3 separate regions of the Mus musculus genome follow, and regions 1 and 2 are each linked to region 3. The links are chromatin loops, found by intact Hi-C in ENCODE. Cell type or tissue: heart. All regions are shown on one strand.

Region 1 (8,000 bases), 150 kb after region 3:
CAGATAAGATCTAGTCTTAAACCGGGTGTGGTGGCGCACGCCTTTAATCCCAGCACTTGGGAGGCAGAGGCAGGCGGATTTCTGAGTTCGAAGCCAGCCTGGTCTACAAAGTGAGTTCCAGGACAGCCAGGGCTACACAGAGAAACCCTGTCTCAAACAAAACAAAGCAAAGCAAAGCAAAGCAAAGCAAAGCAAAACAAAACAAAACAAAACAAAACAAAACAAAACAAAACAAAACAAAACAAAACAAAACAAAATCAAAAACCAAAAGATCTAGTCTTAGCAGACACTGGATTTGGGGGATTCTCTCATTCACTGGTCTTGACAGTCAAGCATTGTGACTCCATTGTGAACAGGGACAGGTGAGAGAGTTTTCCTTCCACTAGCCAGCAGCAGCAGCAGCAGCAGCAGCAGCAGCAGCAGAACACCTTCAATTCAATGGCCAGAAAGACAGATTCTGCTAATATACTGTGTGAGCTTAGAAGCAATTCTTCCTCAATCTCTATCAGAACACAGCCCCCCCCCCCCCGGTTACTGGGGATCCCAATGGACCTCTGGCAGAGATGATGTAGGATGCTCCCCAACAGTCCCACCCTCTGGTTCCACACCATCTTCTCTCGGTTATCCCATCAGGTGCAAATCCAGGCACCACTAAGAAGTCCTTTTGTAGATGTAAATACGATCTCAAAGAGGTCAGCACTGAGATGCTGAGAGCATTCTAGTTGGTTTGTCCAATTAGATGAATCTTTACAAAGAGGCTGACCTTGACTGAGAGACACTGGACACAAGTGAGAGTCACTGTTGCTGGCTGGAAGAGAGGAGGCTGTGTGACCACCACCACCAAAACCAAAAGCGTGGGAAGTTCTATGAGTCCAGGATGGATGTCAATGCTCTGCTAAATGCCAGCAAGGGAAAGCTGACCTAGTCACCACCACACCACGCCATGCCATGCTATGCCACGCCACACCCCTCAACTATCTCAGGCTTTTCTGACCTCAGATTCAAGAACCAATCTTTCCGTCTTCTGCCATGTGGATCACAGGAATCGGGCTCAGGTTGTAAGCTAAGGTGACAAGTGTCTTTACATGATACGCTATCATGCTAGCTGTCAGGCCTCATCTCTCCAACCATAGTCACCAGATTCTGCTCAGGAAAAGACCTGTGGCAATGCCCTTGATTTTAGCTACGTGGGTCCCTAGGCATCACTGCTGGGCACAGGGGTTTATTTTACATTACAGAGGAATGAACTAATACATATTGTTTTAGCTTGCAAAGTTTGTGGTAAGTTTCTTGTTGCTCTCTGAGACAGAACCACTTACCAAAGGGCATACATGGGCTAGCCTAACCCTGCCCACATGTAGCAGATGTGCAGCTTGGTCTTCATGTGGGTCCTGAACAGCTGGAGCGGGGCTATCTCAAGAGCTGTTTCCTGTATGTGGGATATGTTCTTCTAGCTGGAGTGCCTTGTCTGGCCTCAGTGGGAGAGAATGCACCGAACACTGGCAGAGACTTGATGTGCTAGAGGCGGAGGCAGGGGGCAGAGGGCAAGGTACCAAGTAGGGGACCTCCACTCTCTCAGAGGAGAAGGGAAGGTGAGTATGGAAGGATTGTGGGAGGGGCTGACCAGGAGAAGGAACAGTGAGTGGGATATAAAGTGAATAAATTTTAAAAAAGTTTCTTGTAGCACAGCAAGGAAAAATGAAGGTGTATCTCATAAATCTTAATGGATATAAGTTGAGTTAATTAAATAAACCAACGCCAAAGTGCCCAGCAGGTACAGTTAAACACTTCTGGGCTCTGCTTCCTACTGGTTGGTGAAATACAAACTTTCCTACCCCATTGTCAAACTTATGGAAGTGAAAGTGGTCACCATCCAGAAGGAGAGGGAAACACTCAACACTCAGCAATAATCATCAACATACGTCGCAAACTCTCTTTGGTTATTTATAAGAATTTATAATAATTTTTTTTAAAAAATCAGTAGCACTAGGTATGTCTTAGGGGCGAAATAAATTGAAGTTACTGTCTTGGTTTTTAGGTGACAAAAAAATTCAGTATTTCATGAATACTATTCCACAGTCTTGCCCTTTCTCCAACTTCCTGTCCTTTCACATACTGACACTCAAAGATACTGAGACCCTGGGAAAGGTTTCAACAATTGCTTCCTGACTGACTCAGAAACCTTGGCAGCCCTGGATTGTTTGTCATTGGATGTGTCAAGAGGATCTCTGCAGAGAGAGGCCAAACACTTAAATTTTGGCCTTTTCCACAGATCATTCCAGCATCAGCTCCAGGGTTTGGGGTGACTACATTGTGCGTACATGGTGCGTGACTTCTCTGGTTCTCTAGGGTGTCTGACTTGCTTCTTTAACGATCCCGAGATCTTTATCTGAGATGTTTGACCTCAGAGGTGGAGCCCCATTATTTCAGGGAAAGCAAGGCCAACACCAGCATGGTTTGGGGGAGGGGGGACGATGTAGGGGGCAGTGATGGATGGGTGTGGAGACCTGAGGTGACACTCAGGTGTTTCTCTCAGTTCTGTCCACCTTGTTTTCCTGAGCCAGGATCTCTTGCTTGACCTGTGAGCCCAGCGATCTCCCTGTCTCCACCTCCCCAGGTGGGATTACAAATCTGCGCTTTTTTACGTGGGGTCTAAGGGTGAAACTTGTGTCCTTATGCTTTGGAGGGGTGGAGCTAATGACCAGACACGCCAACCCTCTCATATGCATGCCTGTTCTCTATGTTGCTATCCCCAGGGTCCTCAACCCCAGGTATCAGGACTGAGACGAGTACACTGCGGTTAATTACAGAAAGATGGCTCAGGGGTTAAGCGGGCTGGCTACTCTTCCAGATGACCCAGTTCCAGACCCCAGCCTCTAAGTCATAAGACTCACAACTGCCTATTAATCCAGCTCCTGGGGATCCAATGCAGCCTGCACACATGAGGCACACACACACACACACACACACACACACACACACACACACACGTACATTAAAAAAAAATCTTTTAAAAAGTAACTTTGAAAGTAATAAAAGATCCAGGATCCCCTGATTGAAACTGATGAGGAGTTCTGGGTGACTCAGGGGATACCTTGTGTAGGAAGGAGGGTTCTCCCTCCCCTCCCCCATTAGAAATAGGTTTTAACAGTGAATAAAGAGACTTGCTCCATCTATGTAAGTGTGTGCTGATGAGAGGTAGAGTAAGGCAGTGTGTTCTGGAATTTTGAGTCCTATGAAAATTACTTATTATCTTCTTGGAGGAAAATGTGCTTTATGCAATAGATTTTGGGGCCAGCAAGTGATTAGTGTTGGCTATTAGTTTATCATAACTCATATTTGGTTTTGTTAGCTTGTTTAATGAAAGGCTGGGCTCTGGCTTTCTATGTAGCTCAGCGAGGCCATGAACTCCTCGGCTTGCTGCGGCTACTGAGTGCTGGGGTTGTCGGTGTGGAACTGCGCGCGAGCCTGTGAGAGTGTGCCTACGCTGCCTGCCCTTCCTGCGACCGGGTAAGTCAGTCACTGGCTCCCATGGCTTCCGGTTTCCTGATACTTACCAGATCCTCACCACCCTCCCGCTCTCCTTCCTCCCTGTTGTTGCTTTGGCTTTCGGACAAACACTAATGGGGTCCTGTCCGTTACACTGAACTGGACAGCTTCCTCGTTGTTCTCCCTGCCCCCACATCAAGACATCTCCTTCCACACTCCAGCCAATCACCTCCTTGCAGCATGATGGTCTAAAATACAAGCCTTATCTTTCTATTCCCTCGAGTGGTTTCCCACAGCTTAAAATTAAATCCCAAGCTCTTCAGCATGACAGGCGAAGCGTTCTAATACGTGCAGACCCTGCTCGGCTCGTGTCCCAGTGTTCTTCTGTCTACAGGAGGCTCTTCTCCCCCTGTGATGGCTTTCCCATACGCTCTTTGCTCAGCCCACACTGCCATTTCTCCCTCCGTCCAACCAACCTCAATCGCCTGTTCTAGCCACCCTATTTCTCTCACGCACCCATTTGTAGATTACTAGGAAGCCACAGCAGCTCCCATGCTTACCCTGGAGATGCCACCCAGTGGGGCTTGTGAGAATTCACGTTTTCTTTCTACCATGTAGGTCTTGGGGATGGAACTTGGTCCATCGGGCTTGGCAGCAAACACCTTTATCTGCATTGTGTCATCTACTTGATCTTCCACTGTACTTTTGGATTCAGGGTCTTTCATTGACCCCAGTGCATACCATTCGGATATGCCGCTGGCCGTCAGACTCTGAGGTCTGCCAGTCTACCCTACCAGTGCTTGGCCTGCAGAATTCACAGCCAGGTTGTTTTGCAGTAGACCTTTCATGGGCTGAGCCATCTCCCTGACTCCCTCTTTTCTTGTTTCTTTTGAAACAGGCTATCTTGTAGCCCAAGCTAATTCAGACTCACTATGTAGCCAAGGATGCCCTCGAACTTCTGACCTTCCTGTTTCTCTCTGTGTACTGAGACGGCAGATGGTGCCATCATCCCAAGTTTACACAATGCTGGGGATGGAACCTGGGATTCCATGAATGCTAAGCTAGCATTCTACCTAATGAGCTACATCTCTAGTCCTTATTCTTCTTAGGAAATACATAAATAAAAACAAAAATATTTTAAATGTATGTAGTATATGAATATCACAAAGTTGTTTAGTTTATTTTTGAACCCTTATTCTTAACTGTATCGCTAATATGAACAGTTATATATGGCAGACTATATATCATATGTAAGCTTTATAATATATGTGTTTACGTAATGATTTTTGCCAGACATACTCTTCAGCAACTATTAGCATCATGTAAAAGTTAAATTTTGTCCACCTATTTATTGTGATTTACAATTTGTCCTTTGTGCGTGCACATATTTGTTTGTTTGGTGTAGTCTCACTATGTAACCCAAGCTGGACTCAGAGTCACCATATCATCAGCTGGCTTTGAACTTTCGCTCTTCCCGTCTCAGTCTCCCAAGTTCTGAGATAACATCTATGCCGCACCACATCCAGAGGCTTGTTCTTAACAAAATATGGCTCCTCTGTATACTTTGGCTCTCTGTAATAACTCAGCCAAGATAGTTTATACCATGGCTTAGCATCTAAAGCCCTTTGTGGGACACTACAGTAGCATTTGCTTTACTGTGTTACCCAATCTCCGGTCCCTAGTGACTATGCAGGATTGCTATATCTGCTACAGATCAGAATTTCGGTATGCTGCTCAGAACAGCAGATCGGCTTATTGTCAGAGGACTCTCCTCAGACCAGCTGATTTAACCTTCCCTTGTAGACTGAGTAGAGGAGAGCGATCAGATCTGAGTCTCAGGAGCTCCCTCCAAACCCAACCACTGATGCTGCATATGACTTCCGCTTGGGGCAGAAGTGCGAGGGGATATACGAGATGGAAACTTTACTGAAAGGGGCACCCGTGATGCTCCTGTGAGGTTATCCTAATGCTGAGATGAGACCTGCTGCTGATGCTGCTACTCGAGGTTCACCCGTGCTCCCGTAACTCCTCCCCTACACCCTTGCAAGCCTGAAAGCTCACTGGTTTGTAGAGCTGGACTCAGATGGAATTGCTACTTTGATCTGTTTTCCATGCCTATCGGAGGCAAAGAGACATTCGATGATCATGTCTCCTCAGGAAGAGTCACAACAAACATTAGGTGACAACAGAACACCATCCCTCCTTCCCCTAATTACGATTTTATCCTTTTTCATGCCTAAGGTTTCAAAGCTTTGCATATGCAAAGTTTATGTCTTCCTGCTGGTTACAGTGCTTGGGTTTTACATGACTCAACAGTTTCTCTCCACACAAAGCCAATTTCACTATGTTTGAAAATGTGTGCTCCCTGCTTCCATAACAAAAATGTCATTAAAAACAGTATCTTATAGACTAGCAAATATCCTCTAATAGAAAATTTCCAGCTAAGAGATTTGGGGAAAGCTCCCAAGTAACACTTGAGTCTTGGGTGGCTGGGTTAAACAGCATTACCTGAAGGCTTTAAAAGTAGGCAAATCCTGAGGCAATTTCATAAAGGTATGGAAGTTCCGAGCATAATTGTGTAGCTGCTTTAACTCAGGGGGCTACGATGTGTCTAAAAAGAATCTTGAGAGGTAAAATTGAAAAGCTTCCTTAGCATCAGGCCATGAAGGTCCTTGACTATAGAACAGTATGAGAGTTTATTTCGTTTAAATAAATAAAAAAAAAAGAACTACTGAAGGATTTTTTTAAAGAACAGAAATAATATAACCAGAACCACCCTTCCAGACAGATGAACTTGGCAATAACGTTTTAAGTGGATTAGAGAGGTAGGGATGCAGGGGCATGTCTGTGGAGAGGCCAGCAGTGTGGATGTGCCGTAGAGGTGTGGGGGTGCAAACCAGAGCGGTAACCCTGAAATCCCATGGAAGAGCAGCAGGAAAGAGAGTGGCTGATCAATAGAATTTGTTAGTTATTGGCTCTGGAAGGCAATGGGGAAGAAGGAAACTGAGGGCTTGTATTGGGAGAATGGCCAGGAGGAGACCGTCCTCTCAGGAGTGACTCCCAGCTGAGGGGTGAGCAGGTGCTCATACCGGACTCTAAGCTCAGGAGCAGACATCAGAAAGTGGCAGGCTGGGAGGCATTGATGATGTGGCTGTAGCAGCCATTGGAATGTGCCCAGCACACTTTGAAGTCCAAGGCAAGTTATGAATGGAAAGTCTGGAGCAGTGACATGAGGTACAAACTCACATCATGCACACTACAGGCTACACACCTTATAGGCAATGCACACTACAGGCTATGCACACTACAGACAATGCACACTACAGGCAATGCACACTACAGGCTACACACCTTATAGGCAATGCACACTACAGGCTACACACCTTATAGGCAATGCACACTACAGACAATGCACACTACAGGCAATGCACACTACAGGCTATGCACACTACAGGCTACACACCTTATAGGCAATGCACACTACAGGTAATGCACCCTCCAGCTTCTTGCCAACGACCAGCTGTCGTGGCTGGCTGCTGCTGCAAAGTGCTTTCTTGCTCAGCTTTGGCTCCTTGATGCTCCCCTGTCCCTGCTGAACCTCCCATGGAGGGTTCTACAGTCTGAAAGGTTTCCAAGCAACCTTCCTTCTCTACCTCCTCCTCTACCAGAGATCAGACTTGGGTCATAGTTTTCCCTGCTTCTGGACCCTCCCCCATCTTTTAGAACACAGTGATTCCACACCACCCACACAATTGCTTGCTGCTGTCTCGGTGACCACTTCTCCCCGCACCCAGGTTAACACAGGAGCAGTCTAAAAAGGGTCAGTGCTGCCTCTGCCATTCTGTACAATCAGAGCCAATGTTCGATGTAAATCGTAGTTTTCAAGCCCTGTTAAATAGTAGAACTTGATCATAAATTAGAAAATAATTCTAGTAGGTTATAGCTTATAGTATATATTAAAGTGAACATGTTCCTCATTACTAATTTTAGGTTGAAACGTTGGACTGGTTATAAGAAATTCTAGTGGGTGATTATATTTACCCTCCAATAAACATATGACATTGAGGTAGTGACCCAGGGTGCAATGCAAAGTCTCAGGTTACAAAAGCCACCCTTCTCTTCTCTTCTCTTCTCTTCTCTTCTCTTCTCTTCTCTTCTCTTCTCTTCTCTTTTCTTCTCTTTTTTCTTTTCTTTTCCTTTCCTTTCTCTTCTCTCCTCTTCCTTTCCTTTCCTTTCTTTTCTTTCCCTTTCTTTCTTTCTTTCTTTCTTTCTTTCTTTCTTTCTTTCTTTCTTTCTTTCTTTCTTCCTTCCTTCCTTCCTTCCTTCCTTCCTTTCTTTCTTTCTCTCTCCATCTCTCTCTCTCTCTCCCTCCCTCCCTCCCTCCCTCCCTCCCTCCCTCCCTCCCTCCCTCCCTCCCTCCCTTCTTTCCTTCCTTCCTTCCTTTCTCCTTTTGGTATGCTGAATGACATACCATTCAGCCCTCACCAACCACTGTGAGAGTGAAAGAGTAG
Region 2 (8,000 bases), 100 kb before region 3:
ACACATGTCGTCCTAGGCTCCAGATGCCTGTACTCCACTGCTGCTGCTCTTGGTGGTCATCTCATGGTACTGGCATCTCCAAAACACTGCATGACCCCTTCAGTCCTGGGTCGTCAATTGCAACTGAGGCTGCATCTTCATCAATGGCCTTCCATGGCCTCTCACAGTGCTGAGCCTCAGCTGCTCTGTGTGACCCCTTCCTGCCTTCAAAACCAATACCACCTGGGTGACTCTTACACATTACCAAGTCCAGCCACAGCACAAGGTACAACCTTGGCTATCTCTGGAACACAGCCACTGTGCTTTCAGAAAACACTTCCCAGAAGATGTCACCTCAATGATGCTGGTCTCTTCTTAATCACCGCTAATTTCTTAGCTCCAGCTAACCAGCATCAATAGTCCCAGTAATGCAAAGTTTTTGCTTTAGTAGTTCTGGTATCTTGTTAATCACAGCTGATTCTTCAGCCCCAGCTAACCAGAACCACAGAATCTTCACAATCCAAAATAGCAATGGCCCTGAAGTGAGTCTTTAATTTTCCCTCTGAAATTTCACAAGCCAGGCCTCCATCTTCTGCACTGTTCTCAACATTATCTTCCAAGCTCCTACACAACATCTGACAGAGCTCTTAACACCGAATGGATCTTCTAGCCCAAAGTTCCAAAGTCCTTCCACAGTCCTCCCCAAAACATGGCCAGGTTGTCACAGGATACCCCACTCTGCTGGTACCAATTTGTCTTAGTCAGGGTTTCTATTCCTGCACAAACATCATGACCAAGAAGCAAGATGGGGAGGAAAGGGTTTATTCAGCTTACACTTCCATAGTGCTGTTCATCACCAAGGAAGTCAGGACTGGAACTCAAGCAGGTCAGGAAGCAGGAGCTGATGCAGAGGCCATGGAGGGATGTTCTTTACTGGCTTGCTTCCCCTGGCTTGCTCAGCCTGCTCTCTTATAGAACCCAAGACTCCCAGCCCAGAGATGGTCCCACCCACAAGGGGACCTCCCCCCTTGATCACTAATTGAGAAAATGCCCCATAGCTGGATATCATGGAGGCATTTCCCCAACTGAAGCTCCTTTCTCTGTGATAACTCCAGCTGTGTCAACTTGACACAAAACTAGCCAGTACAGTCAGGTACCATGTGACATCACCACTGAAATCCAGAGTAGATACTGCATGATAAATACAAGGTCAATTCTGCAAAGCTTCTCATGCTCAAAACAGTCCAAACGGACTTAAGAGAAGGCAGAAGGTAAGAAAATATAAAAGTATTTGGTGTATTAGATAAATGTGGTTGCTCTTCAAAAAACTCTTCTGGGAATTCAGAACCTAAAGTCAAACAGGACAAATGGCTTATAACATTTTAAGCCATAATTCATATGAACTCCTTCTGGGAAGTGAGTGTTTCCTCTGAAGTGAGTGTTTCTTTGCCCTCCCACAAATGATCACAAAATGCACCCAGTGACAAGATGTGAGAAAATGGTTATATAGGCTCAAAACTTTTGGATGCGAATCAGAGGTAGACATGGAGGGACGGATGTTAGGGAACACATCCGCAACTATCCCATCCTGAGCAAGTACCTTTCAAATATGGGAGCTAGCACCTTGTCTTGGTGAGCTAAAATGTTGATCCTGTGGTTTTGTGTGTGTGTGTGTGTGTGTGTGTGTGTGTGTGTGTGTGTTCTGGTGAGCAATATAAATATGTGTGCATTATATACGTGCATGTATGTATGTGTGTACACATAATGTGTGTGAATGTACAGGTGTGTTGTGTGCACACGTATGTGTTCACACTGCATGTGTGTACCCTGTGTGTGCGCACACTGAGGACCAGCCATGCTTGTGAGCTGCTAAGTTGCTGTTGAAGGAGCAGAGCGGGTCCTCCTCATCCGCCCACATGAGACTCCTGCGGTTTCAAAGCATGTTGTTGGAAATGAGATTATTCTCAAAACAGCCCTCTGAAAATAAAGCTGCTTGCACCTGTGGGGTCAAGCTCACACAGTCCTTTCTCAGCTGGCAGCAGGGGCCCTGCGGGATGTGACTTTACAAGGGCCCACTTGGTGGCAGACCATTTTATCTGAGAAGCCCCAGGAGAGAAGAGTTATCTAATAGAAAAAGCAAATTGGGTTCTGAACTCAAAGGCTTTTAGTTTGGGATTTTTTTTTTCTTCTTCTTCTTCTTCTTCTAGCAAATTCCACATCTAAATTGGCTCAACTGTCTCTTTATCCAAAATGTCAGTGTAATTTAAAGTTCGAAGCCCTTTGGCTCTGCGGATGATTGGCAGAAGGGCAGAACTGACTTTAACACGGAGAACAGGAAACTTTAGGGAGTTGGCAATACCAGTCCATATCTGTCCACACCCTTAACTCTGGGGCTCAGGCACTGGATAAGAAGAGTTCGCCCTCAAGGTAGTCATTTAAAAGATCGCTGGGAGATTCGTGCACATTCATGGCTGGGTCAGTAGAGACACGTGGTTCTACTAGAGGAGTAGAGCCTCTCCATGGCTGTCTGAGAGGGTGAGGTGACTGTGTGCAAATAAATGTTCAAGGCTCCAGAGTTGGAGTTAGGCAGTGGGGTTGTCAACTAAACCTTGGAGCTGGGTTGAGCTGGGTTCCAGGAATGACGTGTGTGTGTGTGTGTGTGTGTCTGTCTGTCTGTCTGTCTGTCTGTCTGTCTGTCTGTCTGTCTACCCCTGAGACAGAAGGCTGTTAATATGCATCCTTGCCTAAAGGGGAGCGTGAACCATCTCCTCCTTGGGCTGCTCAGTGTACCGTCTTCACTTTCCTCCAAAAACAGAGAGCTCAGGGCAGAAATGGTGCAAAGCCTTACCTCTATAGCGAATGATGTGATGGTAAAAAATGTGGCCTCTAAGCAGCACCAGCCACCTCAGCATCCTCAGGACCCAGCTAAGTGCAAGGCACTGTGGGAGAACAGGTTCCCCCTTTCATTGCTGTCTGTCTGCTTTAGAGATCTCCAGTTGGTTTCCAGCAGTGCAGAAGCCCTGTGAGACTTACGTGTTATCTGAACCTTCTTTTGCAGTGCGGGTGTGGGACGGACAGGAACCTTCATTGCCCTGGACAGGCTCCTGCAACACATTCGAGATCATGAATTTGTGGACATCTTAGGGCTGGTATCAGAGATGCGCTCATACCGAATGTCAATGGTACAGACAGAGGTAGGAACAGCATCGACGTGTGCGCTTAAGTTTGCTCTTGATGGAAAGCATCCTATTACCCAACGTTTGGTTTTAATCGGGCTGTCTCAGTGTCTTTACACCTGTCTTTCCCAGTTTCTTGCTGTGCATATTTGAAACTACCCCATTCCAAATGAATAGGTAGCAAGCTCTCAAAAGGCCGTGGTGTAAATAGTCACACTACTTGCCTGGCTTCATCTGCCTTCTAGGAATATGGAGCACGTGGGCGTGTCTGAAATAGAATCAACCCCTTTTGAGCAGTATGGCGCTCGCTGAAGGTAGCAGTCAGCCTGGGTAAGGAAGACTGTAGGACAGATGTGGTTTGATTTCTACTTGAGATGACAGACTGGTCAGTAAGTTTGTCACTGGGCTTGTTCCTCCATGTGACTCTGTCTTCACTCACTTCTGATAATAACCCTTGGTTGTTGGATTTGTGATCTCTCTCTAGGCTTTCAGGATTGCCAGCCCCCAATCCACCTCCCCTGCCCTATTACTTAAATCACTGGTTCTCAATCTCTAGGTTGCAGCCCATCTGGGGGTTATAGATTAGATGTCAGGCACATCAGATATTTCTATTACATGTCATAACAGCAGCAAAATTACAGTTATGAAGTAGCAATGAACTAATTATTATGATTGGGGGTCACCACAACATGAGGAATGTATTACAGGGTCACAGCATTGGGAAGGTTGAGAACCAATGCCTTAAATGAACAGGCGGTGTATCCCAGAATTCCCCCAGTCTTATTAACCAGTGTCCCCTTTGCCTCCTCGTCTCCCAAGTCCTTCTTTCCCGTGAGGCTTTAGAATGTGCTCAGCCTGGAAGGACAGCTCCAGGCAGCCTTGTGCTGCCCCGCAGCAACAGCCAGAGTACACCGGTGTGACTGCCAAAACCCGAGTACACTGGCTTTTCTATAATCCAGACCACTGGGCTATTAGGTACTCCCTGGCCTCAAGGGCACAATAGAGCTTTTCCTGGAGAAGAATGTGGGGGGCGGAATCTTCTGGACTAGAACAACGCCAGGCCTGACTTCTCTCTGCTTTAACGTGTTGTTCTTCCTCCTGCAGCTTCGTTCAAGAACCACTAGATGTCAGTATAACTCAAATAGCCTGGAGGGTAATGGCAGAGTCTCTCCAACACCGACTTCTTACTCTTTGGTTTCCTACCCCCAGCTCACTCCCATCACCACAGCTGCATCTTAGCAAGGCTTGGCAGAACCATTCAAACATATTCATTGCCAAGCTGCTCCCAGGGCACGGTAGTTTGGAGGTAGTGACTCATTAGCAAACGTCTGAATGACAGTTAGGACGCATACCCAGGCAGGATGTTTTCCCATTAGGAGAAGCTTCTTTTTGCAATAGATGGCAACTCGCATGGAGACACACAACTGGTAAGACTACAGAAAATAAGAGACTACAGAGTGACCTGCCATAAACGGGAGTTATATAGCCACACCCTTTCCCCTAGAGGCTCGGGGAGCATCCCGAAAGAGGGGACAGAAAGATCACAAGAGGCAGGCGCAGCAGATCACACTAAGCCAGCACTGTTTTCTTCCCGCAGCAGAGCACTTGAGATAAGAACTTATAGCAGTAGTGACAGCATGCTCAAACCCTGAGTGAGATCAAGCTGGACAAAATCCCAGCACGGATACAGGGAGGTGGGCATTAGGGTGCTATGGACAACTGTTGACCTTTTGGGAGAAGCAGGTAGTTAGAAAAGGGATGCAAGGCTTAGGGAACTACCCACAATCCTGTAGATATTCCACATCTATGCACATACAGACAACATTAAGTATCCTCAGTGGGTCTGGAAAACAAACAAAAACAAACAAAAACAAAACAGAGCATGTGACGTCGGAAGGGGGAGGTGCTGGTGGGGATAAGGGAGAGATGTCATGGGAGGGAATGAGGGCTGGATTTCAGCCTGAAGTTTTGGTTGTTTACTTCCATAAACACATATTCTGATATGCAATAAAACTATCTCCGTTACATTTATATGTAATAGACGCTTTAAAAAACATATTCTTACATGATAACAGTTCATAACCTGTGGGTCCATTACGCCTTTGGCTGTTGAACTACCCTTTCGCAGGGTTCGCCGAAGACCATCAGAAAACACAATGTTTGCATTACAATTCATAACAGTAGCAAACTTATAGTTATGAAGTAGCAACAAAGATAATTTTACGGTTGGGAGTCATCACAACATGAGGGATTGTATTAAAGGGTCCCAGCGTGAGGAAGGCTGAGAACCTGTTTTGTGGTGTGTGTAAATCCCCACACTTCAAAGCACGTCTTGTTCTAAGCATCTTGTTTGATGAATTATGCAACTTGTCCCCTTAATCGATACCTCTTTACAATTTTGAAGATGTTGACTGTAGGCTGGTGCTACCTTTGATTTTTCACAACCACAGAATCCTTGTCCGTTTCTGAAAACTTTGTGCACAAGGCTCCTCTGGCTCCCCCGCAGCCTCGATGTTTGTCTTCAGAGTGATAATCTCAGAGAGCAGACCAGCCCCTGGGGCTTCCTGCACGGTCAGGGCTCTGCTTTGTCTCTCCCATATTTTTGGCCCCAGTTTTAATCGTCCGGCTTCCTTCTTTACAGCAACATTTCTGGCTGACTTCTCCATGAAAACAGTCTTTTGAAAGGCCACTATTCCCTCCAGGAACTTGCTGGGAAATCCAAGGGTCTCTCAGCTTCCTCCCTTTCCCAACTCCCCAGCTTTACCCTTGAGTTCCCTCGGGAGTCCTGGATGGACACCTTCCCAGTTGTTTATTTATGTCTGCTTTATCGGTTGTATCTAGAACGTCTTGTTCACTTGCTTTATTTTTCCTTGTTTCTGTGTGCTCCCTGGTCCAACCTGAATTTTCCAACACAAGTTCTTTTATCTCATGTTTGTCCTTCAACCCACTCACATTCAAATCCCGCTGCCTGCTAATTTACTTAGTTAATAAGTAAGGACTAAAGAATGAAATGATTTTCTTTTCTACCACTTGTCAATCAAACATGACAATCAAGAGGACAAAATCAGTTTCCAGTGGAGAGCTGGTCTTTATCTACTTAACCCCAGAGCTGAATAGCATCTTTCTCCTCATTTTTGGCTGATAATTCTCCACATACCTACCTCCTGGACTCCATCATACCTTGCTATCCCTTGAAATAGCCAAAGTGACTAATTCAAGTAGCCTTGTCCTCAGGGTTCGCCTCGGGATCGTTGCGATCTGCATGGGCAGCCCATGTGGTGCTGCCCTTCCTCAACCGATCAACCACACTTCAGGGCTTCTCCATCCTTTCGGAGAAAGGATGAAAACAGAGAGCCAGAGCCTGGGAGGAGGCGAGAGCCTCGGCTCTGGGACTTCCCAAGTCATGTCACCTCTTCAGAGCCTCCACTTCTCCTCTCTAAAATGGGATTCACAGGTGCCATGTGTCGCCATAAGGAATGCAGGGCCTAAGCTGACAGGATCCATAAAGATACTTGGAAACCATAGCCTGCCACCTACAGATGGCTCAGACCCCTCCCGCTCCCGAGCTCCGGTGCTCTATTCTTAGCAAACATTTTGCTTGGTTTTCCTTCAATCACCTCTCTGGAGGTCAGCTGAGGGTCTGCTTTGAACAGACTGTCCTCACCGTGGGCAGCGTGGCTTTCTCCAGGTCCCACGGATGTGACTATAGATAGCCTTGTGCTTATTTGTCCTTTCTGTGTGGCCCTGTCACTGCCCTCATTGGGTTGTTTTGGTTTTGTTTGTTTGGCTTGGAGTTTTGGGGTTTTTAATTAGCATATGCCAATTATATGTAATAATTAGATGAATATACAGAATACTGAGCTTCGCCCTGCATCTGTAGACATGTATATAATGTATTTTGAACACATTTACCTACCCCCGTTACTCTCTTTCCCAGTCCCGTTGGACTCCTTCCTTCCCCATCAGTCTTCCTTCAGCTTTCCCTCTTCCTGTGTGCACACAACCCAGTGAGTCTCCCAGTGTGCACACGGCCCAGTGAGTCTCCCTGTGTGCACATGGCCCAGTGAGTCTAGTTGCAGTGCTTTAAAGAGCTCGAATGTGCCATCATTCACAGGAGTGTGGACAACTCACCTGTTGCCAACACCAATGAAGATGTGCCCTGCTTGGTTTTGGTTTTGACACAAAGTTTGGCCACTGGGCATCTGCAGAGCACGAGTCCAGACCAGAGCCCTGTCTATTTCCAGCATTCTCATGAGCCCAGAACTAGTGGTTGATGTATGAGGACCACCATGGCTGGCACAGTGCAGTGAGATGTAATCCTAGCATAAGGGACAGTGTTTTCTCCAGAGCTTACTGAGAACACAGAGCTGAGGTTCCAACCAGCTGCGGCTCGAAGCCTTTGCTTTTATTCTTATTATTATTATGTGAAGCTGTTTGCACAAGGCTGTCTAAAATCCTGTGGACATCTTGGCTGCACTTTATTCAGGGGTAACAGTTAATTGTACCGCCGATAATAAAACAGTTGGGGTAAAGGAGAAAAAACATGAAATTAACCTGTTTCATGGCACAGAGAAAACCAGCTTTAATGTCCGGGGGATTTTATCTCAGCCTTCAGTCGTGCACAGCTGCTCAAGTACATGTTCATGTGCACTTGTGTGCTACACACAAACACACACACATACACACACACACATACATACACACACATACATACACACACACATACCACACACACATACACACACACACACATACACACACACATTTCTGCAACACTGAATTTTCACATAGTACATACCTTAGTTAGGGTTTTACTGCTGTGAACAGACACCATAACCAAGCCAA
Region 3 (8,000 bases):
CATGTTGGGGTAAGCAGGCTATGTTAGGCCAGCAGGAGGAGGGAACATGGGAAGTATCTCTAAGCAAGTCCTTCTTTCTCTCCATACCCATAATTCCCATCTCTAAGCTACTGAGAAAAAGGCAAAAGATGAAGAACTTGGGAAGAAATGCATAACGTTCTAGTTAAAGTGAGGAATCTAAGAATAAGAAGTCAGGGCTGGAGAGAGCACTGACCACTCTTGCAGAAGACTTCGGCTTAATCCCAGTACCCACATGGTGGCTCATAACCATCAGTAACTTCAACTCCGGGAGATGCTATGCCCTCTTCTGACCTCTGTGGGCACCTGTACACATGTGCTACATACCAACTTAAGACACATACATACACATTCATAATTAAAACAAAATAAATATTTAAAAGGCAATGCGTCATTTTTAAAAAGAATTACAAGTTGTCAACTTTTCTAAACAAAAATCCTTCTAAATTAATTCCAAGCGTCTGCTACATGAACTGGGTACCATTTAGTAAGAAAACTGTCTGATTTTCAGCCAAATTGGCTTATGAAATCAATACACTAAGGGAACTAAATTTTACTTGTGCTGCAAACAAAAGTAACACAGAGGAGGAAGAGGAGGAAGAAGAGGAGGAGGAAGAGGAGGAGGAAGAGGTGGAGGAAGAGGAGGAGGAAGAGGAAGAGGAGGAAGAGGATCTTTCACTTGTATGATCATCTGCCAGGATCACAGGAATCCCATTAAATAAAAGCACATCTCTGCCAGACTCAGAGGGTAAATCAGGCTTCTAGTGACAAGTCCCACGTCTAGTGACAAGTCCCACGCCTGGAGCTACTAATAAACACTGCAGTGGAATAAACTCCACCAGTCCACCACACAGACGACTATCACAAGAGGCTGGGTTCATTTATTACACACAAGATTCCACAGACTGCTTGGAAAGGGTCTGACGATCTAGAGCCCTGGATTGTGTAAGCTTCCGTCATAGCAGGGGTGAGGGGCACCGAGGATGGCTAGGAAGAGAATTTGGATGAAGGCAGGCGTGGTTCAAGATGAAGAACGAGGACCCTGGGATTTCACAAGAGCAAGAGTTCTGAAAGGGCACGGTGGCTTGGTGACCTAGCCTTGGTGTTTACTCCCAGCTTTTCAGTGGCGTGCTTGCAAAGCAAGGGGACAAATGAGTGATTCTGGGCAATGCGTGTATCTAAAACGTTTATGATACTAGTTAATGAAGTAAAACAGCCACAGAGCCATAGCTCCCCAAACTGCTGTTTTGAAAACATTTCCTTTTTATTGGGGAATTGAGTCCATTGATATTAAGAGATATTAAGGAAAAGTGATTGCTGCTTCCTGTTATTTTTATTGTTAGAGTTGGAATTATATTTATGTGGCTATCTTCTTTTTGGTTTGTTAAAAGAAGATTATTTTCTTGCTATTTCTAAGGTGTAGTTTTCCTCCTTGTGTTGGAGTTTTCCATTAATCCCATATCCAGTTACCAAACCCAGACACTATTGTGGATGCCAACAAGTGCTTGCTGACAGAAGCCTGATATAGCTGTCTCCTGAGAGGCTCTGCCAGTGCCTGACAAATACAGAGGTGAATGCACACAGCCATCCATTGGACTGAGCACGGGGTCTCCAATGAAGGAGCTAGAGAAAGGATCCAAGGAGCTGAAGGAGTTTGCAGCTTCATAGGAGGAACAACAATATGAAACAATCAGTACCCCCAGAGCTCCCAGGGACTAAACCACCAACCAAAGAGTACATGGAGGGACCCATGGTTCCAGCCATATATATAACAGAGAATGGCCTTGTGGGACATCAATGAGAGGAGAGGCCCTTGGTCTTGTGAAGGGCCACAGTATAGAGAAATGCCAGGATAGGGAAGTGGGAGTGGGTAGGTTAGTGAGCAGGTGGAAGGGGGATGGGATGGGGGGGTGTTCAGAGGGGAAATGGGGAAAGGGGACAAAATTTAAAATGTAAATAAAGAAAATATCTAATTTTTAAAAAGATGAAAAAAGAAAATTATTTCTATGAGTTACTTGACTAAATTACATTTTTAACACTTCTCGAAACTTTGATGGTGCTGTGTCAATATGTATGTATGTATGTATATGTGTATATATGTATATATATATATATGTGTGTACATGTATATATGTGTGTGCATATGATTATGTGCATATATGAGTGTGTATGTATGTATGTGTGTGCATGTGTACATGTGTGTGCATGTGTACATGTGTATATGTGTGTGCATGTGTATGTGTGTGTGCATGTGTACATGTGTGTGCATGTGTATATGTGTGTGCATGTGATTATGTGTATATATGAGTGTGTATGTATGTATGTGTGCATGTGTACATGTGTGTGTGCATGTGTATATGCGTGTGCATGTGTATATGTGTGTGCATGTGTATATATGTGCGCATATGCACAATGTTGAGCTGCTAGGAGGTGAAGCCTAGCAAGCAGGAGTAGGTGCCTAAGGGTGTGAATCTGAAAGCTGTTATCTCTCCGGGTTCTAGCCTTTCACTCTGCCTTCTGGCCCTCCTTGATATCAACAGTCTCTGCCACAGACTCCTACACTCGATTGTTCCTGCATGCGTTCCCTGTGTGGACAGAAAACCTTTGAGACTCTGAGACAAAGTAAACCCTCCATTCCTTAAGTAGTTTCATTGGGATAGCCCAGTCACCTTAAGTAGTTTCAGTGGGATAGCCCAGTCACCGTGGCTCAAGAGTAACCAGCACACCCCTGCAATTATATCCTCTCCCTCTCCAGCTTTCCTCACTGTCTGGTGATATGTGTAATCCCAGCAGAACCCCAAATGTGAGGATATGCCAGTCCATCATGGGGGGGCATTTTGGACACCCATGGGGTTAGGAAGAATGTGGGGTGAGGAAGCCAACACTATCCCTGGTTTTTCAGCGAGTTCCCTTCTCTGCTCTTGGATATGTCACATACACTCACAGGCTCCCATTGAGCACTGATCAAATGAGGCACTGGGGCCTCTCTGTAAGGGTGCGCTGCAGCCTCACACTTCCTTAGACCTAGCAAAAGCCACAGGCTAACCTAGTTGTTCGCTTGCTGCTCAGGAGTTTACCTGCACAGATCATCTGCCAGTAGAGAGCAGGGTAAAACATCAGGTAGGAGGTGCGCATGCATGTCCACTGATCTCTGGAGTGAGGGGAAAACATAGAAAGATGCATTCTTCTCTTGGGTCTCCACAAAGCTTGCCTATAACACAGTGTGTAGCTGCTGGAGATTCTATCTTTTGTTTTATAAAAACTTTCACTCCTAGGCAGACATGAGAATCTCACAGTACCATTCTCAAAGTCCTTAGCTGAGAACTCTTTGCTCTGCCAAGGGCCAAACCATTCCATTCCAAGATGATAAAGTGGAAATTTTTCTAGGAAATAAACCAGCATTCAGATTTTTATAAGATATGGGGGACACATTACAGGAATGGTGCTTAATCTCAGAAGCAACTGTTCAAACCTCAGAGAAGCCAGCAGCCAGCACTGTCCCTGACTGGGAGGAAATGGGGGAGGGTGTGGGGAGGACCTACAATGACTATGCGCCAGAAAGAAAAACCAACGCCTCCAGCTAACCCAAGCCCAAGTGCTTAAGATTAAAAAACTAAAAAGAAAAGAGAAGAGAAAAGAAAAGAAAAATTATCAGTCTACTAGTGTAAATGAAAAGGGTAGGCACATCATGTGATGGTTTGTTTGTGTTTGGCCCAGGGAATGGCACTGTTTCGAGGTATAGCCTTGTTGGAGTAGGTGTGTCACTGTGGGTGTGGGCTTTAAGACCTTCATTTTAGCTGTCTGGAAGTCAGTTTTCTGCTAGTAGACTTCAGATGAAAGATGTAGAACTCTCAGTTCCTCCTGCACCATGCCTGCCTGGATGCTGCCATGTCCCTGCCTCAATGATAATAGACTGAACCTCTGAACCTGTAAGTCAGTCCCAATTAAATGTTGTCCTTATCAGAGTTGCCTTGGTCATGGTGTCTGTTCACAGCAGTAAAACCCTAACTAAGACAACTACCCACAAAGCCCCACAGCTACCTGACCGGCTTTGCAGACCTTACAGGACTCAAATTACAGCAGTTTACTCTTAGAAAAGAACTGACTCTGTTCTTTCCTGCGACAGTGCTAGGAGACCAGAGCCAGGTATGTCTCTCTGAGCTCAGGAGCTGCCCAGTGTAGGTTCTGGGGATCAAACTCAGGTCTTCCTGAAGTGAAGGAACTGCTATCAACCGCTGCACCATCTCTCCACCTGCCTCCATCTCTCTCTAAAAGATTTCCCTAAGGAAGTCAATAGTAAGGACATCTGACCGATCTCCTTCATGTCTTCAATACAACCACCTCAGCCATACCTTGGGGCATACCTCATTCTTCCATTCAGTAACCATACAGCATGAAGTTAGGGTTTTTAAATCTTGCAGTGAAGAACCACTCTCCATGACCCTGCTTGAAGCAAAACTGTCACGGAGGCGAAACTAGTTTAAGGATGTAGGTTTGAATTGAGATTTTTCTTTTAAATACTCACTGGGCACACTCACTAAGACACTCCGTGTGAGCGCACACACTAACAAAGCCTTCTGTCAGCGTGGTACGAGGTCAACCCCGATGGAACATTCGATCGGAAAAGCAGAACTCTGGGTGAAAGTCAAGCCTGTTTCCAGCAAGTCCGAGACTGACTCAGAGGAAAAGTGCAGTCCGCTGACTCACTCGCCCACTTCCTGAAACACCCAGTGTTTTTCTTGGAAGGGAGTTGCACACCGGCACCATCCCCATCCAGTTCTGATTAGACAACATAGAACCTAACCCAAACGGCCAAAACCAAGTGAACTCCTCGGAGCTGGCTTTCAAAGCAGACAGCATTCCTCAAACAGGCAATGCCTGGTTCCGAGGGCGAAGACTTTCAGCCAAACACACATGGCCAAAGGATACTTAAGACAGCACACCACTGGGTGCTCACGTGCTTTCCTCTTTATAACATAATTTCTCATGGAGAAAGAAAAACCCAGATAGTCTTTACCGCCAAAATTTAAATTGCTTTTAGCTCTGAAAATTTTCCTCTTTGTTTGGGGAAGATGTATGTGTGTGTAGGGGTATGTGTGAATGTGTGTGTGTGGGAGGGGGGTATGTACATGTGTCCATACCTGTCTGCCTGTCAGTCTGTGTCTCTGTGTCTGTGTGAAGGAAAAGTAGGTTTTCATTAAGCAGTCTGAACTGACCAGCCAACGAGTTTGAGGGACCCATCCTCCCCTAGCCCCTCGGCGCTGGGATGACAAGCACACACAAGCTTGTTTTAACACGGGCTCTTGGCATCAGACTGAGATCTCTGCAAGTGCTTTGCCAGTTGAGCTATCTCCTCAGACCCCCAAGCATGTGCCTTTATTTCCTAAGCAACTGTTCTCTCTGAGTCAACTGTGCAGAGCCCATTACAGAAGCAACAAATAACAAGAGTGAGGTCCACAGGTGTGCCAACCATTGCCGTGAAATCTTTGCATGTTTCAATATGGTTGATAATCACAAATCCTCTAAAGAGGCATGTGCCACTCTCTCTATTTACAGGAAACTGAGGCACATGGCACAGAAATACCTGATCCACCATCACCCAGGCTAAACACAGTTGAAGACTTTAACACAGATAGATAAAGGCAAACCTCCAAGCCCTGAGTCTCCAAGTGTGCCCTGGTCTACGAGCCTTGCCTTTTAGGATAACTAAGACGTTAAGAGCATGTTCCCCCTACCACCACCACCACCACACACACACACACACACACACACACACACACACACACACACACACACACACACACAACCTAGATCTACCTGTCTCTTTCATACATTCGTCTGAAACTCCCCGTGTGACTTTTCTGTCAGTAGGAATTGAGTCCTTCTGCAGTATTTCATTGTTCAGCCAAATGGACATGAGCCTCCCTTGTTTGTGAGTTCTGTGTATTGGCAGTATCAAACAGATCTATTAAAAACACTAGCAGGATCCTGTCCTCCACAGGGCCCTTGGGGAAGAAAAATACACATAACATTTCCGTCTTCAAAATAACAAGCAATTATACAGGACCGTGCAGTTTGTTTCCTCTTGAGCAATCCACCCTGGAAAGAGTTCAGACATCTGAGGCCTCTAGAATTTCACTTTCAGCAAGAAGACTATCCTCTTACACACCAGTCAGCAGCCGAGAAGCCCGCTCGATCTGTAACAAGTTCTCGGGGAATTAGCTCAAGTGTTCTGTGATTATGTGTTTCTAGTTCCAAAGAAGTGAGAAAATCCGAGGAGGTGAGGCAGAATAACACGCGAACTGAAATGCGCCTGGCACTGTGACCTTCAGATTAGCGCCGAGCAGGCAGTGTAATGGGCACAAATGCATCCACTAAGGAGCCCTCACAGAGGCAGGCTAAGAGGAATGCCTTCCCAGTTGGAGGTACTAAATATGCAAATGTACACCAGGCAGCCAGCATGCCTGGTGTGATTCTAGGGTCAACAAAGTGTCACCCTGGTTCCTTAAAACATATCCATTACCCAAGCTGCACAGTGGATGCCAATGCACTTATGGAAATGAATTCGTTCTTTCAAGTTAAACAGTTGTGTTCCCCAGAAAGCACTACTAAACCATAAATGCTCCTGAGAGCAATCACATATTATGCCACAAACATGTAAGTAAGAATTATCAGATAATTCCACCAGAATAGGAGGACTCTAGGGGCTCAAAGGCCTAAGAAGCCAGTGTCCCCAGAAACAGAAGAAATATGCTTCCAACAGATGCAGTAGTGAGCTACTGAAAAAGAAAAAAAAATGCCTGTTTAATATTCTCAACTATTCTCAACTATGAGAGAAATAGCAGCTTATACATGGAATGAGTATTTTCTAGAGCGAAACATACTATGTGGCCCCCAAACCCACCTCATTTAGGGGAAATGTATGGCCTATAACACGTGCCCTGCGTGAAGGCATACAGAGCAAACACGATTCACTCACTGCCTGTAGGAACATTTGGGCTAGCAAGACATACATGCAAATAGGAAAGTGGAACACAGGTTAGTAACACTGTCATTGGGATACCAGCAACATCCTATGGAACTGTCTTCCCAGCAGCAGCTGTCAGAGCAATATCCTAGAGGAAGCAAGTATTGGATGGCACAGCAGTGGCCCACTGGTGTGGGTATGGGCAGTCCTGGGACATCCCAGGCATGTCCCAAACGTTTATCTAGTATGGCTTTAACAGTGACTGGAAACGACTGGAACCAAGAGAAGAAAAGGATGAAGGAATGCCTAATGACGGATCCTGAGGGACCTTGTGGAATGTCTGGGGAACACCTTTGAAAATGCTAAGTCCAAAGACAATTATCTATTTATTATTAGAGCTTAAGAAACTATCCGTGGGGGTATTTCCAGGACGGGGATTGTTTCTGGTGCTCAGAGTTCACTAATTTTGAGATAATTTTGTCTGATCTTTTCATTTTGGTGGGAGCATCTACATTCTACCCTATTTATTATTTTAAAATGCACCCCTCTGCTGTTTCCATAGCAACAAACTGATTATCGGCCACCCTCTAAGCATCTGGTGACAGGGACTGGGATACAGTGAAGCCAATGAAGTACTTGCTGTAGAGGCATGAGTTTGTGAGTTCAGATCCCCAGCACCCATGTAAGAGCTGGGTGTGGCTGTGCGTGCCTGGAGCTCCAGTGGTGTGTGAATAGAGGCAGGCGAGTTCACTGGCCATGCAATGACCAAATGGATGTGCTCTGAGTTCAGTGAGACCCTAATCCTGAGACTGCCTGCCGTCTGTGGTCCATATGCATGCACACCTGTGTGCACACAAACGCGTTCCTATCACACACACACAAGAACAACAGTGACGCCATACATGGCGGTGTGCATGCCTGCGATCCCAGCACTCAGTAGGCTGAGGCAGGAGGATTGCTGTAGTTTGAGGCCAGCCTGGGACTCATAGTGAGTTCACATTCAGCTTGAAGTACA

Evidence for each region. Hi-C counts contacts between places; a loop is a spot of excess contacts. Peaks named below come from ENCODE experiments on the same cell type or tissue, not always from the same donor. Only the 100,000 strongest peaks of a DNase experiment are listed, where the experiment ranks them.
Region 1: it touches region 3 in a loop (2.6-fold over the local background); 3 of 42 quality-filtered maps call a loop at or near these places.
Region 2: it touches region 3 in a loop (4-fold over the local background); 8 of 42 quality-filtered maps call a loop at or near these places.

What each region holds. Positions count from the first base shown.
Region 1 is chr6:137,700,908-137,708,907 of GRCm38, forward strand. Gm38915 (a long non-coding RNA gene) reads left to right here and starts at 2,238. Exons shown (of 4, transcript XR_869522.1): 1 at 2,238-2,324; 2 at 3,392-3,510. In heart, no CTCF peak of the experiment used is centred here; DNase peaks (open chromatin) are centred at 2,204, 2,724 and 3,614; H3K4me3 peaks cover 612 bases; H3K27ac peaks cover 2,171 bases.
Region 2 is chr6:137,451,548-137,459,547 of GRCm38, forward strand. Ptpro (protein tyrosine phosphatase, receptor type, O) reads left to right here. Exons shown (of 27, transcript NM_011216.3): 25 at 3,038-3,173. Among named protein-coding and RNA genes, the nearest start is that of Gm52924, 180 kb to the left of the region's middle. In heart, a CTCF peak has its summit at 4,276 (motif pointing right); DNase peaks (open chromatin) are centred at 4,324 and 5,824; H3K4me3 peaks cover 531 bases; H3K27ac peaks cover 2,364 bases.
Region 3 is chr6:137,554,337-137,562,336 of GRCm38, forward strand. The region is part of intron 2 of Eps8 (epidermal growth factor receptor pathway substrate 8); the gene reads right to left. Among named protein-coding and RNA genes, the nearest start is that of Eps8, 91 kb to the right of the region's middle. In heart, no CTCF peak of the experiment used is centred here; DNase peaks (open chromatin) are centred at 3,545, 4,725 and 6,105; H3K27ac peaks cover 1,519 bases.